3 separate regions of the Homo sapiens genome follow, and all the other regions are linked to region 1. A link is an interaction called in ENCODE POLR2A ChIA-PET data of the cell type or tissue named here. Cell type or tissue: GM12878. All regions are shown on one strand. Each heading gives the region's core, and the rest is flanking DNA. Links, peaks and the distances in the headings are about the cores only.

The links. ChIA-PET counts read pairs that join two places held together with the same protein. Peaks named below come from ENCODE experiments on the same cell type or tissue, not always from the same donor. Only the 100,000 strongest peaks of a DNase experiment are listed, where the experiment ranks them.
Region 2: POLR2A ChIA-PET joins it to region 1 with 5 read pairs; 2 of 35 experiments call an interaction of 5 or more read pairs at or near these places.
Region 3: POLR2A ChIA-PET joins it to region 1 with 6 read pairs; 2 of 35 experiments call an interaction of 5 or more read pairs at or near these places.

The regions. Positions count from the first base shown.
Region 1 is chr6:15,950,105-15,954,698 of GRCh38, reverse strand. No RefSeq gene overlaps it. Among named protein-coding and RNA genes, the nearest start is that of LINC02543, 43 kb to the left of the region's middle. In GM12878, for the core only: no CTCF peak of the experiment used is centred there; a DNase peak (open chromatin) is centred at 1,994.
Region 2 is chr6:15,674,610-15,679,203 of GRCh38, reverse strand. No RefSeq gene overlaps it. Among named protein-coding and RNA genes, the nearest start is that of DTNBP1, 14 kb to the right of the region's middle. In GM12878, for the core only: no CTCF peak of the experiment used is centred there; no DNase peak of the experiment used is centred there.
Region 3 is chr6:15,730,625-15,735,218 of GRCh38, reverse strand. All of the region lies in intron 3 of LOC102724520 (a long non-coding RNA gene), which reads left to right. Among named protein-coding and RNA genes, the nearest start is that of DTNBP1, 70 kb to the right of the region's middle. In GM12878, for the core only: no CTCF peak of the experiment used is centred there; no DNase peak of the experiment used is centred there.

The sequences.
Region 1 (4,594 bases), core at 307-4,306:
CTGTCTTTTCCTGTGATTTGGTCCTGTATATTGAAGGAAAGGACAGGAGATGACAATCTTTGAGCTTCCCTAATACAAAAATACTCATTTGTGTCTCTCAGTAACTCTTGGGTCAAAAGATTTTAGATGCTCAAATTTAAGTAACTCTCCAGATGGGAGAACATGTCATCTTTGCTTTCACTTCTCTTGGCTCAGATTGCTGCTGATCACCCTCTTCTCTCTGCCTGGCTTCCCATCCTCCAGTGTTGACACAAACCCTGCTTAATTAGAGTAAATTTAGGTTCTCTACCCCCAATTCTACACAATAAACACCCCAACCTATGGTATCATAGATTTTCCTCAGGAACTTTAACTCAGTATCTCTCTAATTAAACCTGTTTGGGCCACATTTTTTTTTTTTCTGGCAGCTCTAAGCTTGATAGATGAAGAGACAGCAGAAGACTAGAAAGTTGTACCCTGTAAGACAATGCTAAAGCAGATGACTTAATTAGAGGAAACCAAATAATTTGCCTCCACTGCTTCATATGGCTATTCATAAGATTGCTTTGTTGGTTCCCAGACCAGAAATAAGCATAGAGACCCAGGTGTGTCATCTGTGTTTTTTCATCCCAGGTGAGCCAGGAATAACCATGTTATTTCTGACAGTCATCAAAAGAGAAATTTGGGTTTTGCTGCAGATAAGAAAATAAGAGGCAACAGCTCACAGTGGAAGTATCCCAGCAGATTAAAAAAAATAATATTACAGCCTTGTCATCCAGACTGGTTCTCAATTTTATCATGCCTGAGAATTACCTAAGACTTGTTAAAATCAATTGCCGGGGACTATCCTCACAGTCTCTGATTCAGTAGGTCCAGGATGGGCCCTGAGAATGTGCATTTCTAACAAGTTGCCAGGTGATGCTGATGCAGCTAGTTCCGAGTCCACACCTTGAGAATCAGTACTCTAAAGCAGTGATTCTCAGCCCTGGCTATATGTTATAATGCCCCGGGGGAGATTTCAGAAAGCATTTCCTGGTTCCCACCCCCAGAGATCCTGACCTAATTGAATGGGGGTTGGGCCTGAGCATCTGGATTCTTAAAAGCTTCCCAGCTGATTTAATATGATACCAGGGTTGAGAGCCACAGTATGTCTAGAAGTTTCCCAGGTATACATGCTCTTCTTCCATTCCCAGCTTGGCAACTCAGGAGGAAGATGATGGATATAAACAAGGCATTATTACAAGCCTTGCTGGATGTAAACAAGTCACGTGAAAGTCAACTGAAAAGTAAAGAAAGAATATCTGCTCTGCTTGGTATTTCCTGCTGGTTAGGGCTGATGACAGCTCCAGCTCACAGTGACCCAGTTTGGAATGCTGGGCTCCTGAGCAAAACATCTCCCCCAGAGTCTTCTTTAATTATAAAATAATCAACTCCATATTCCCTCCTTACTTTAACAGAGGGGCTCATTGTGTGGATTTCTGCCCAGTGAGGGGAGGAAATAGCAAGCTGCTCCCAGGAACAGTGACTCTTTTGGGGCCCTTGAAGGGAAGGCAAGGCACCAGTTGGCCAGGACTCATTTACAGAGGGTCTCTTTATTAGTAGTAGTATGAAAAAAGAAATCCTCTACAAAAGAACAATATTTTCTCAAGTTTTAAGTTACTTGTCCTCAGCATGTGGGTTAAAGTTGAGAAAGTTTAGCCCAATGGTTCTCAACCCTCACTGCAGAATAGAATCGCCAGGGACATTTACAAAAACAGCCTGTCTCCACCAGGGTGACTAGCTAGTCCCAGATTCCTGGAATCTTCTGTGTTTTAGCACCGAAAGTCCTACATCCTGGAAACTTCTCAGTCCTGGGCATATAGGGACAGTTGGTCACCATGCCCTATCCAAAACAATTAAATCACAACCTCTGGGTTGTCAGTCCTGGACATCAGAATGTTCAAAAGGTAGCCATGCTCCCCAGGGGATTGTAATGTGCAGCCGAGGTTGAGAACTAGTGGTTTTTTAATTAAATGAAGTGGTGTGCAGTGCAGTGTTTTGGTGCTTTCTGGAGTTCTGATAACATCTGTATATGTTGGAGGTGTGTGTGTGTGTGTACCGTGGTGCTTTCAAGTGGAGGGGAAATGGGCTTCGCCCAGGTGGATGTGATTTCAGGGTCATTTTCTCAGGACTGTTTAAACAATTGTGACATTTCAAGTCTCACAGAGGCTGTGTCTTTAGCAACCACATTATGATCATTTGAAAATGTTTGACCCTCGTGGAGCGTGGTGCTAACAGGTTCACAGGCGTAACTCACTAAGCACTTCAAAAGTGGTCAGCAGTGGGAGTGGCCAGTAATCTCAGTCCTGTTTGAAGGCAGAGTAGAGGTTACCCTGATACTCACAGTCTTTTATAAGGAAAAACCATTTTCCACTTTCATGCAGATTTAAAAAGTGGTAATAAGCTGTGTTTAAAAAAAAATCTAAACTAAAAACAAATAAAACTACAGAGACAGTCAAGTGGGAAAAAAAAATGTAGCCCACAAGATGGTAGATGGTGCTCTTTCAGGGATAATTGCAGAAATGTTCTCTTACAAACCAATAATTTGATTCCCACTGGAGCAAACCAGGAGGCCTCAGCCAGGACAACTTTTCCTCAATGTAAGAAATGTCTAATTCCTGCAAAAGTAGACTATTTGCCTAATTGGTGTGTGGGCAACTTGTGTAATAGTGTGTTGCATCCTCTTGTCCAGAATAGGCTGGACATACCCCACATCAGCTCCCCTCTGGAAACTCAAGTCAACACGACCATGGGGCAGCAAAAGTGCAGGCAGTCAGCACCTAGACAGGAGAGCTTGGAAAAGAAGACTCTGCCTCCAGGAGTTTAACACACAAATGTCCAAAGAACAGCTGGCCAACCAGAAAGGCCAAGCAAATGAAGGCTTCTGGTGGTTTCTTCCTCTCTGATTAATTACAAAAGTAAGCATTTTTATGGAGGAAAGTGAAAAATGAATTTTAATTGGCGGGGGTGGGGGGCGCTATGCAACTCCCAAGAGCTTAATTTAAAAAAATAGTTGACACCTGCCTCTTATGCTTTGGTATCTCAGTTTGAGATGCTAAAACTTGGCAGGTGTATTAGCCTGTTCTCACACTGCTATCAGGAACTACCTGAGACTTGGTAATTTATGAAGAAAAAATATTTAATTGACTCACAGTTCCACAGGCTTAACAGGAAGCATGACAGGAAGGCCTCAGGTAACTTGCAATCATGGCAGAAGGTGAAAAGGAAGCAAGCACCTTTTTCACGTGGTGGCAGGAGACAGAGCAAAGGGGGAAGTGCCACACACTTTTAAACCATCATATCTCATGAGAATTCACTCACTGTCAGGAGAACAGAAAGGGGGAAATCCATCCTCATGATCCAATCACCTCCTAGTAGGCCCTTCCTCTAATTCAACATGAGATTTGGGCAGTGACACAAATCCAAACCATATCAGGAGGACAGCATGGCATAGTAAAATTAGCAATGAACTTGGACATTGAAGATTGAGAAGGGACTTCCTCAGAAGGTCACGTGACCTCTTTGAGCCTTCATTGTTTCATCTAGAGCAAAGAGGTGTCAACGGGGCTCACTGACCCCATGTTTGTCAAGTTAGGTCCAATCTTGGCAGAAAGGGATGCCACAATCTACCAGCCATGAAACACAGTGTGGTGATTAAGAACACAGACACTAGAGCCAGACCATGTGAGCTAGAGTCCCAGCACACCACTTAATAGCTGTGTGACCGCAGGCACATTGCTTAACCTCTTTATGCCTCAGTTTCCTGATCTGAAAATAGAGACAATAACTCTACCCACCTCATGGTGCTGTTGTGAGGATTAAATGAGAGAATGCCTTGAAACTGCTTACAACAAAGCCTAACATATAGGCATGCCCCATTAGTGTTGTGTTATTATCAATTATAGTTATTTGGCTTATTCAGAATACTACAGAAAAGGAGCTAGATCCTGGAACGTCTTGGAAGCCATGGAAAGGATGATGGAGAGAATCGAAGTTAGTTGTAGGGAGCAAGGTTTTTCCTAGGAGAAACTGTCCAAAAATGTGCCACCCTGAGTACCTCTGTCTTAATCAGTTTTATATTGCTGTGAAGGAATACCTGAGACTGGGGAATTTGTGAAAAAGAGATTGACTTGGTTTACAGTTCTGCGGGCTGTACAAGAAACAGGTGCCAGCATCTGCTCCTGGTGAAGGCCCCAGGCTGCTTTCACTCATCGTGGAAGGTGAACAGGAGCCAGAGCTGGCTTGTGCAGAGATCATATGGTGAGAGAGGAAGCAAGGGAGAGCCAGGGGCTGGGGTAGGCTTTTTTTTTTTTTTTTTTTTTTAATAACCAGCTGCCGAGGGAACTAACAGAGCAAGAACTCACTACCTTGAGAACAGCACCAAGTCATTCATAAGGGATCCACACCTTGACCCAAACACCTCCTGTTAGGCCCCACCTCCAACAATGGGGATCAAATTTCAACATGAGGTTTGGAGGGGAAAAATATTCCAAGTATAGCATCCTCCCAGCAAGTGCATAAAATTCAATATGTGCAAAGCAAATGCATGATCTTTTTTATTCTTTTGGTGTCTGTT
Region 2 (4,594 bases), core at 237-4,236, 280 kb after region 1:
TGGGTCATTGCTGCCCCACTCACCCCTCCTCCAATGACACTGCCTTTATGCGAGATAAAGTGAGTTCAGCAATAGAAGAAAGGATGATATTATGAATAAAGGTTATAATGTCAGGGAAGTTACTCTGGAATGGTGAAGTGGGAAATCATGGACTTTGGAGTCAACAAACCTAGGTTAAAATTATTGGCTCTACTGCTTGTTACTGTATGACCTTAAACAAGTTACTTAACCTCTCTTAACCTGAGTTTCTGAATCTATAAAACAAGGGCAAGAAGACATGCTTCATGATATTATTGAAAGGTTACAGGAGATGATAATGCATCTAACCCTAATTGAAGCCACAACCTATCTAGTCCAGCCCCAGAGAAACACAGACTTTTCAGGCAACCAATCAGGGGGAAACAATTCCAGTTTTATTCAAGTTTCTCAGCACTGAAGAAAATCCAATTCATAACCAGCTGCAATATTTCTCATTGCTGCTTTTAGTCACCAAGTTCACTCATGTCAGCAGCTTCTGGAGTTCCTTATCTACCTTACTACCATAGAACATTCTCCACCCTTCCTTGCTTTTTCTGCCACTCCCATCCCACTCCCCACCTATCCATTCCATCTCTTTCTTGTCTTTATTACAAAGGTGATTTTTACCTCTTTAGGGAAGTCCTTTCTCTTCAATTCTAGTCTCTCAGAGTCTGTTTTTCTATGGTCAATCTGCATCACAAGTATGCAAAAACCATTCTGAGAGAGAAAGACCAATGGTTTATTTGGGAGGATAAAGTTTGGCAGAGAAGGGAGTTCTAATTAAACTGGAAATTATGGGGCTTTCCTTGTCAATATGGGAAGGTGATGTGGTAGAAAATGTGCCAACATATTATGTTGATCATTTTACCCCATGATATATCTAAAGAAAATAGCACCAGATCTGGCACAAAGTATAGTCTCAACATGTGTCAGTCTGTCTTCCATTCGGCATCTGTTCCAGATATCTATTGCTGCGTAACGAACTATGCCGAAACTAAGTGTCTTAAAATGATGATGATTATCTCTAGTGGTTTCATGCTTGACTGAGCTCAGCCAACCAATTCTCACTTGGGGTCTCTCATGTGACTGCAGTAAGATGGCATCTGAAGCTAGAGTCATCTAAAAGCTCAGCTGCAATCTGCCTCAGCTGGGATGGATGGAAGAGCAGATGGTTGGCTACATCACTCTCTCTCTCTCTCTCTCTCTCTCCATGTGGTCTCTCTGTATGACTGGTTTAGGCTTCCTCCTAGTATGGCGGTCTCAGACTTCTTCCTCAGAGTGAGCTTTTCAAGAGACTCGGATAGAAACTGCCAGACTCCTTATAAAGTAGCTTCAGAAGTTACAAAGGCGTCACTTTTGCAAGTTAAAAGGCAAGCCATAGGGCCAGCCCAGATTCAACGGGAGGAGACTGTACCAGGGGGTGAAAACTGGGGTACACAGTTGATTGAGGGACCACCTTTGGACATCACCTATCACATAGCCAACTCAACTCATCCCAAAACATTTTCTCTTCATTTTGGAAACTTAGAAATGTTTGGTTATACTTTATAGTTAATTTTGCTGAAGAACCGAGAGCCTGGGTCAAGAGGGTAATCTCCTATTGTAAGCCAACGAAGTTCAGTATGAAAATATCCATTCCCTTCCTTCTTGGAAAAGGACATCAGACTGCTTGATTTTGACTCTTGACTTCACTCTACAGTCTTTTTGAACATGAGCTGGTTTTGTCATCTCTCTGGTTCCTCAGCTGCGAAATAGGACGGACATTATTCATAGGGCTGCTAGAGACAAAATGAGATGATTTCCATAAAAATGCAGATACTGCATAGTACATAGTATGTGCTCAATAAATATTATAATTTTTGAATGTAGATGCTTGGCCTACTCATTGAGAGAATTTTGCCTGTAACTGCAAAAAGATACTCCGGTCAGGAAACACCTTAACCTCACCCAGGGATTCTAGGCAGTTGACACTAGTTTCAAAATATATAGGTAATATAATTAGTAATGTGAATATACTGAATAAATGGCAGGCTTCTAGCAAGCACATTTATGGACAGAGGCTAATGAAACTTGAACTTATTTAGATTTGTAGCATCTCTAAACAATTTTGTCTTCTGCTTCACTGGGAAATGATGCAAAGCAGCATCCTACTCAGGCTGAAGTTTTTCAGTTCATTTTATTACACTGTTAGAAATTCAACCAATGACAGATTTATTTGGGTGAACAAGTATAACCAAGCTTTGCAGACAAATACAATAAAATCTGCTAAGTAAATTCTGGGGAAACATGGCTGGTAGAAATGAGTGGAATGCGGGGAGAGTAGTTTCTAAGATTGGGAGGAGGAGATGGAAGATCCCAACCTCATAATTCACAGGGATAAGGCAAACCATGCTCCACTGAGGGTCCAACAAACCTTTAGAAATCAAACAAGAAAAACAACAAATCATTCCAAGGGCTTCCTAGGTTTGGCTTTGGGGTTGGAGTACTGAGATAGGACTTGGAGTAGGAGTGAGGTTCCTCAGTGGAATAAGAAGTGTGTCATTCTTTTCGAGATCTTGTCCCTAAGTTCAAGTACAGATAGAGTAACAGAGGAAGTAGAGGACTGTTATCAGTTAGTGTTATTTGTATCAAGCAATTGATACAATTCTGGCTACCTTCAACAAGAAGGAATTCTTTGGGAAGGATATGGGGCACAGAAGGATAGAAAAAAAAAAAAGATGGATTCAAAAAGGACAGGCCCACACATCTCTGGAAGTTCCCAGTGACAGGAATGACCAAACGGTCTTGTCTGGACATCTCCACTAGATTTTCAGTCTTTGCATCATTCAGTTCAAGGACGAAAATAGCAATTACCCTAGTCGTTTGCCTGACCATTGCCTGCAGAAAGAATGAGCACCATGATTGAAAATCCCACTGGAATATAATCCAATGGGAGAGAGCTAATTCCTCCAAATGAGTGCTCTGCCCAAAGACAGTTAAAGGGTGATGGACTACTGAAAGCAACATACATCTGTGACATAAGTCAGTATCAACATGCGAGAACACTAACCCCAGTGGTGAAATGGAGCATCTTGCCTCTGTGGCAGAAATCATCAGGCATGTGGATGGTAGTATGCTGCTGTATTGCCTGATAAAACAGAAGTGAGCTTGCTTTGCCCCAAGAAGCTAAGAGGCAGTTGAGACAGAAGGGTAATTATAGTCTGAGACAACACTTGGGAATAATAGATTTATTGTTGTCTTGTAGCCCATTTGAATCCTCCAAACTCCTATAGCCAGGCGATATCTCAAACACAGAAGCACCCTTTTACAAAGACCTAAGCACTTACAGAAAGGAAAAGGCTGCTAGAAAATCAAATGTTAGTTTGAACTAACTAATCCTGTTTGGTTTCCTGTTAGTCTTAGTGAGGCAATGGGGTTTGAATAAGGAAATGAAGGAAGTTGATGATTTGGGAACTCTAGAGAAGTCAGGGCTGACCCAGGGGAAGTGCAAGAGCTTAGGACAAAGTGCAAGAGCCCCTGGAGTGGAGGAAAACAATTAAAGCTGACCTTGGCTCTAGTAAAGGGGAGGAGCACTTTCTTCTCAATCTCTCCAGTAAGGACACGGTCCCCAACTTCTAGGCCTAGAACTCAAGCTCCTATGGTCATTCAGCCACATTAGGGGTGAAACAGCCTTCTGTCGAAGAGGCCTTGCTATTGAATCACCATTTATAACTTTGTTGCTTGGGAAAAAATGCATCTTGGGTCCCTAAACCCTGACAAGAAACTTTGGAGCCCAACTTTTTCATAGAGTGTGCACTGTGCAAAATGCATCATTTATCCTCTGTGATCCTGCTCGTTGGATTTATTCTCAGCAATCTGGCTTGGGGAGTTCCATCATCAAGCCAAGATTCATCTCACACACATGTAATTCGGTTAAGCCCTTAATGATGCCCAGTGGCTTTTATCATGTCTGTCTCTCTGTCTTTATTTAGTCTGACTGATTTACTAACTGACTGGCTCCAATCCCGTGTCTGTGGGGTACAGATAAACAAGGGTTTAACCAGGGCTTATAAACAAACCGAAGGATACCTTACCCTCTCCTGGGGGCAATGAGCGACTGGCAGCTCCTCTGAGGTATTCCTATCAGAAGGCTGTCTGCTGGTCAAGGGCACCTCAGTAACTACAGGCTAAGGGGGTAAGAGAGGAGTCAGATTACCCAGGTCAGGAAACTGCAGATGGGAGCGGGAGAGGGAGTCACCTCGGGGCTCTCTGCAGAGGCTATCACATGCCCAGTTAGGTGAAACTTCTTTCTGTTTTCGCAGTGTGTCCTCTTTCTCCCTGCCACACCAAGAGAAGCTAAAACCAGAAGAGGGAAGAAGAACAAAAGTGAAAGCAGAGGCCAGTTCTACTGTAGTCCTCCTCTCCATAGAGGGTCCAGAGAGCCTAGGTCAGGCCTGAGCCTCTGAAGGGAAGGGGACCAGACTGGAGTTTAAATCAAACTGGACTCCGTGTGTGCATGTGTGTGAGCACATTTGTAAAACTATAACATGATGACTTTTCAGTGTAAAAAATGGAACTGCATGTCCCCTTCCATGAA
Region 3 (4,594 bases), core at 237-4,236, 220 kb after region 1:
GCCTTCCAGCCTGGGCTACAGAGTGAAACTCTGTCTCCAAAAAAAACAAACAACAACAACAAAAAAAAAACGCCTTTTCTTTGTCTACCTGTTAAGTTTCAGGGGACATATCTGATTAGCAGCATATACAAATTTGGATAATAAGCTGTGCCACAAGGAGTCCCGCTATTCCAAGACAGATAACAAAGCAGAAACAACTGAATATATAGTTGTGAATCTTTGGGCATTCCACTGGCAGCTGGGTGTAGCGTGGGATTTCTCAAATGTGAGTCAAGTACAGACGTGTTTTTAAGGAAAAAATATTCTCATTGATCATGAAAACTACATCTACCTGCCCCCAGTTTAAGAAATGCTGATGCATGGTTGAAAAGGCAACTCCAAACCTGAACTTAGGAAATCAATTCTTGTCCCACCTTCGCCACTACCCAGCCAGATCATTATTGTTGCCTCATCTGTAAAATGAGACAGCCTAGATCAGAGTTCAGAGGAGGCTGCAAATCCAAAATGGGTGGGCATGTGACCTAACAGTATCCAGACGTGGTGAAAGCAGTAGCAAGCAGCAACTCGACCCAACACACTGTGGCCAAGAGGCAATGCAGGCGCATTTGCTCTTTATCTTCTGATTTTCTGCCAGGAGCCTGGCATCCTTGTCTTTTTGCAAAAATCTACTGATTCTGAGTATTGAAACTAATACAACAATGTTTAAAACATTGGGAGAACCAAACCAAAGACACCTCGGTGAGCCAGAGCTATGTCCCGAAACGCACCAGTTTGACACTCGAAAGAGTTTTCAAACTAAGTCTACCTAAGTTTCTGTGGAGCTATTGTGAAGGCTGCGTGGTGATGTGGGGTGGCCAACCCTTCCCCTACGTCAACCAGAACAGTTCTATCTGCTTTTCTAGTGATACTCCACCAATCTAAGAAATGCTTCCGTGGCTAACCACTGGAATAGCTGATATTTAAGGGAACTTCCTGCTCTAAGATCCACGTGTCTGTCTACAACTGTAGAGGTAGATGTAGATAGAAAAGTCTTTATGGTAGGCTTGTTTCAAAGAAAAAAGAAACTGTTCCGTGGATCCAGAGGGCTGGAGCCAGGAGTGTGTCACCCCCTTGGAAGCATCACCTCAGTGCTGTGCTTCTGGAGGGCTCAGTTTTACTATGCACCTCTCCTACACCTTTGCCTTTCACCAAAAACTGAAGCATGAAATCACAGTTCTAGAAAGAAAGGCCCAGCTCTAAAGAAATACCAGGTTCAAACAGCCAGCCAGCCTGTCTCAGTCCCTCTCAAGTTCTTTGGGCTTATTTAGCAGCAAATGGTGGTGGTTCTTTCCTGAAAATGGTTCTCTGAAAAGCAATTTGTTTCCGAATGTAGCTCAACCTCCCCCTGCTTGTAAGTTGTTCTTAGATCTTTCACTGCCCGTGTGTGTATTCTGTGGAGAAAGAGGCTGTCATGTTTAGAGTGCACGCAGCAGTGAAGCTGAAAGGGACATAATAATGCAAGGGTTTGGGAGCCTCCCTTGGAAATGTGTGAGGGAGTTTTTGCTGCATTCTCACAGTTGAAAGGATGTGGGGTGTTGACAATCCTGGCAGACTCGAGCTCAACAGATGAAAACTGCTGCTTGGATATGGCAGGGAACCGGTGTGTGTGTGTGTGTGTGTGTGTGTGTGTGTGTGTCAGACTTGTCTACCTTCTTTCTTTTACCAATAATTCAAATGTTTCTACAATTATCTTACCACATTATTAAATCCCTAAACTGACAGTGGGAGATTTCTTTAGGATAGTCTAAGGAAACCGAGGTGGATATAACAGAATGAAAATGAAGGAAAGCAATACAAAGACGTTATCAGGAAAATCTCTCGAATGTCACAAGATGATTCTTACTACAGTTTCTCAAAGAGAAATGCCTCATAGAGAATGAGGTGGAACTGAGATGAAACCATTCCACAGATTGCATTTACAAAGGGCTTTATGTCGAGAGAGCAGGAGAAAAAAGTAAAGGACTATGTGATGTTTTCTAAAACCCATCCATGCCTCTAACACTCATCTCTACAAATCCGGAAATCGCAATTAGTGAGATTTTCCGGGATTTGTTTCACTTCCTATGACCCCTCATCCTTCTCTTGAGAGGGAAGATGTATTAATTCCCTGCATCTTCTTTCCGTTTGATCCACTTTATCATGAGGTGGACACTGTTCCAGCACTGGTCTGATATTCTTCTGTACTTTAGTGTCTTTCTCTCTGGCTGAGTGAAGTTACAAGCCTGCATAGATGTCACTAACTTTCCTGAGGGTCTGTCCACATCATGCTTTGATTTTGTTTTTATTTTTGTTTTTGAGACGAAGCCTTGCTTCGTCTCAAAGGAGATTCAGATAAATACTGTCACCCAGGCTAAAGTGCAGTGGCACAATCTCAGCTCACTGCAACCTCCCCCTCCTGGGTTCAAGTGATCTTCCTGCCTCAGCCTCCCAAATAGCTGGGATGACAAGCATGTGCCACCACGCCCAGCCAGTTTACGTGTTTTCAGTAGAGATGGGGTTTCACCATGTTGGCCAGGCTGGTCTCGAACTCCTGACCTCCTGATCCACCCACCTCGGCCTCCCAAAGGGCTGAGATTACAGGCGAGAGCCACCGCACCTGGCCAGGTTTTTTTTTCTTCAGAGGAGCTCATATGAGTTTGGGAATAGAAACACAACAATAATGCCTTTGATAACTTTCTGTAAGAAAATCCCCTCCCACACTGCCGCACACTTTTCACTCTCAAAGGCTTTGAACTGTTGTGTTTCTAAATGGGATCAATGGCATGACCTTTCTTTGCTCTTAACGCACACCCATAATTACAGGTAGTCTGCAAAGCAGGGTCTCCGCCTCTCTTTTCTGTCTGTTCAGGATAAACAATGCTTTAAATGCACTATTAGCCTGTCATGAAGTGGAGCTCAAATATGAAACATCAGTGGCAGCTCTAACTCAACCTGCATGACTTCTGTGTTCCTGTATTGTGTGCTTTAAGTGTAAACTCAAGCACAGACGTTGCTGATAAAAGCACTATTATTTAGATGTTCATTGGCTGACCCTATATATTAGATGTTCTTTTGCCATTTCACACAAATTGATGTTTTGACAGGTGCCATTTTATTTGGTTGGCAGGACTTCACCGTTTTTCTCTTCAGCCCTCTCCGAATAGCTACAAAGGTACAGATGCCAAGCTAATATAATAGGTAGATTTGTTGGCCAGAGGTGATTGTCAGAAGCCAAAATTGACAAGTTCTAGAAAAGACCCTAGCAGTGTGTGCATAAGCTATTTCATGGTATTTTATTTCATAAGGTGGTTTTAATGTAGTTTAATTAATTCTTTTTCTTTCCTCTGATGAATTATTGATCTCTCAGTCTTGAAATGGAGATTCAGATAAATACTTGGCAAAGCAGATTTGATGACCCTTTCTGTTTTACTATAAGGAGGACATCCATCCTCTTTATAATCGCTCTGTGGGCTTCGCTGAAGTATTATTTAGTAGCCTCTCTGGAAAAACACAACACTCTCTTTTTGGGTATAATACCCGGCAGAAAACTTATATTTCCTTCTTTCTGTTGATATAAGGAGGTGAGTTTCATGGAAGACTATAGTTATTTGGACAATTCTTGGCCTCCTCAATTGATTTAAGACAAAGAAAATAGGTATATTTCGTTAGTAATATCTGTGGCGACTAAACTTTTCTGAGTTTCCTTCCTAAAAGAACATTTAGGGAACGTAGCACCCCTCCTCCACCTTTTTAAAAAAGCTTTTTCTCAACAAGAAGGTGCTGCCATTTGTATTATGCCATTTAGGTACTTAATTTCTATATTCAAAGCTGGATGTTGAACTAAGCTACCATGCACCTGCTACACTCTCATTTGCCCTCATTATCTTAAGGATATGGTTGGGATATGGTCATGCTTGTAGAACTTGATGAACTTCAGATCTCTCAGAGGCTGTGTTTTTTATACATGTCCCCCATCAGCCTCCCTCAACCTTTGTTCAGGTTCTTTTGACGGGGCTGTGTGATGCCTGTCTGCATTCTGCCCTTCGCCCCTGACGAATTCATTCAGAAGAAGTCAGAGTTGCTGTTCAACCGAGAACATAAAGAGGCTCTTCTCCCTTGGAAACCACTGTGTACCTTTGATTCAGATCTCTCTCAATCTGCCCTAGGAACTTCTAATAAAAGAATTAGGAGGAATGTTGACATTCTCTGTGTCTGGAAAGGCAGGAGGGCCACCAAAGAAAGAGAACCTATGAGGAAGTGCAGCATAGGCAGTAGGGCACTGCCCAGACCACCTCCTCAACCCCCCACTTCATGAAGGACATGCCTCGTCAGGGATTTCTCAGCTGTGGAGAACTCCCTTGACCGAGGTCACCCCCCTTCCCAGAGTGGCCCACATGGAATAAAAAGGCCGGGCCATCTAGGCCCACCTTGGGACGCTTCTGAAGGGCCATTTCCACTCCAGTGCGCCCCACGGGCAGGGGCTGTGGTGATGCCTGCATGACAGCTCAGCTTCTTCTGCCCACACCTTCCACAGATGTTGATCCTGAGGGCAGTCCCTAATCAACACCCTGCACAC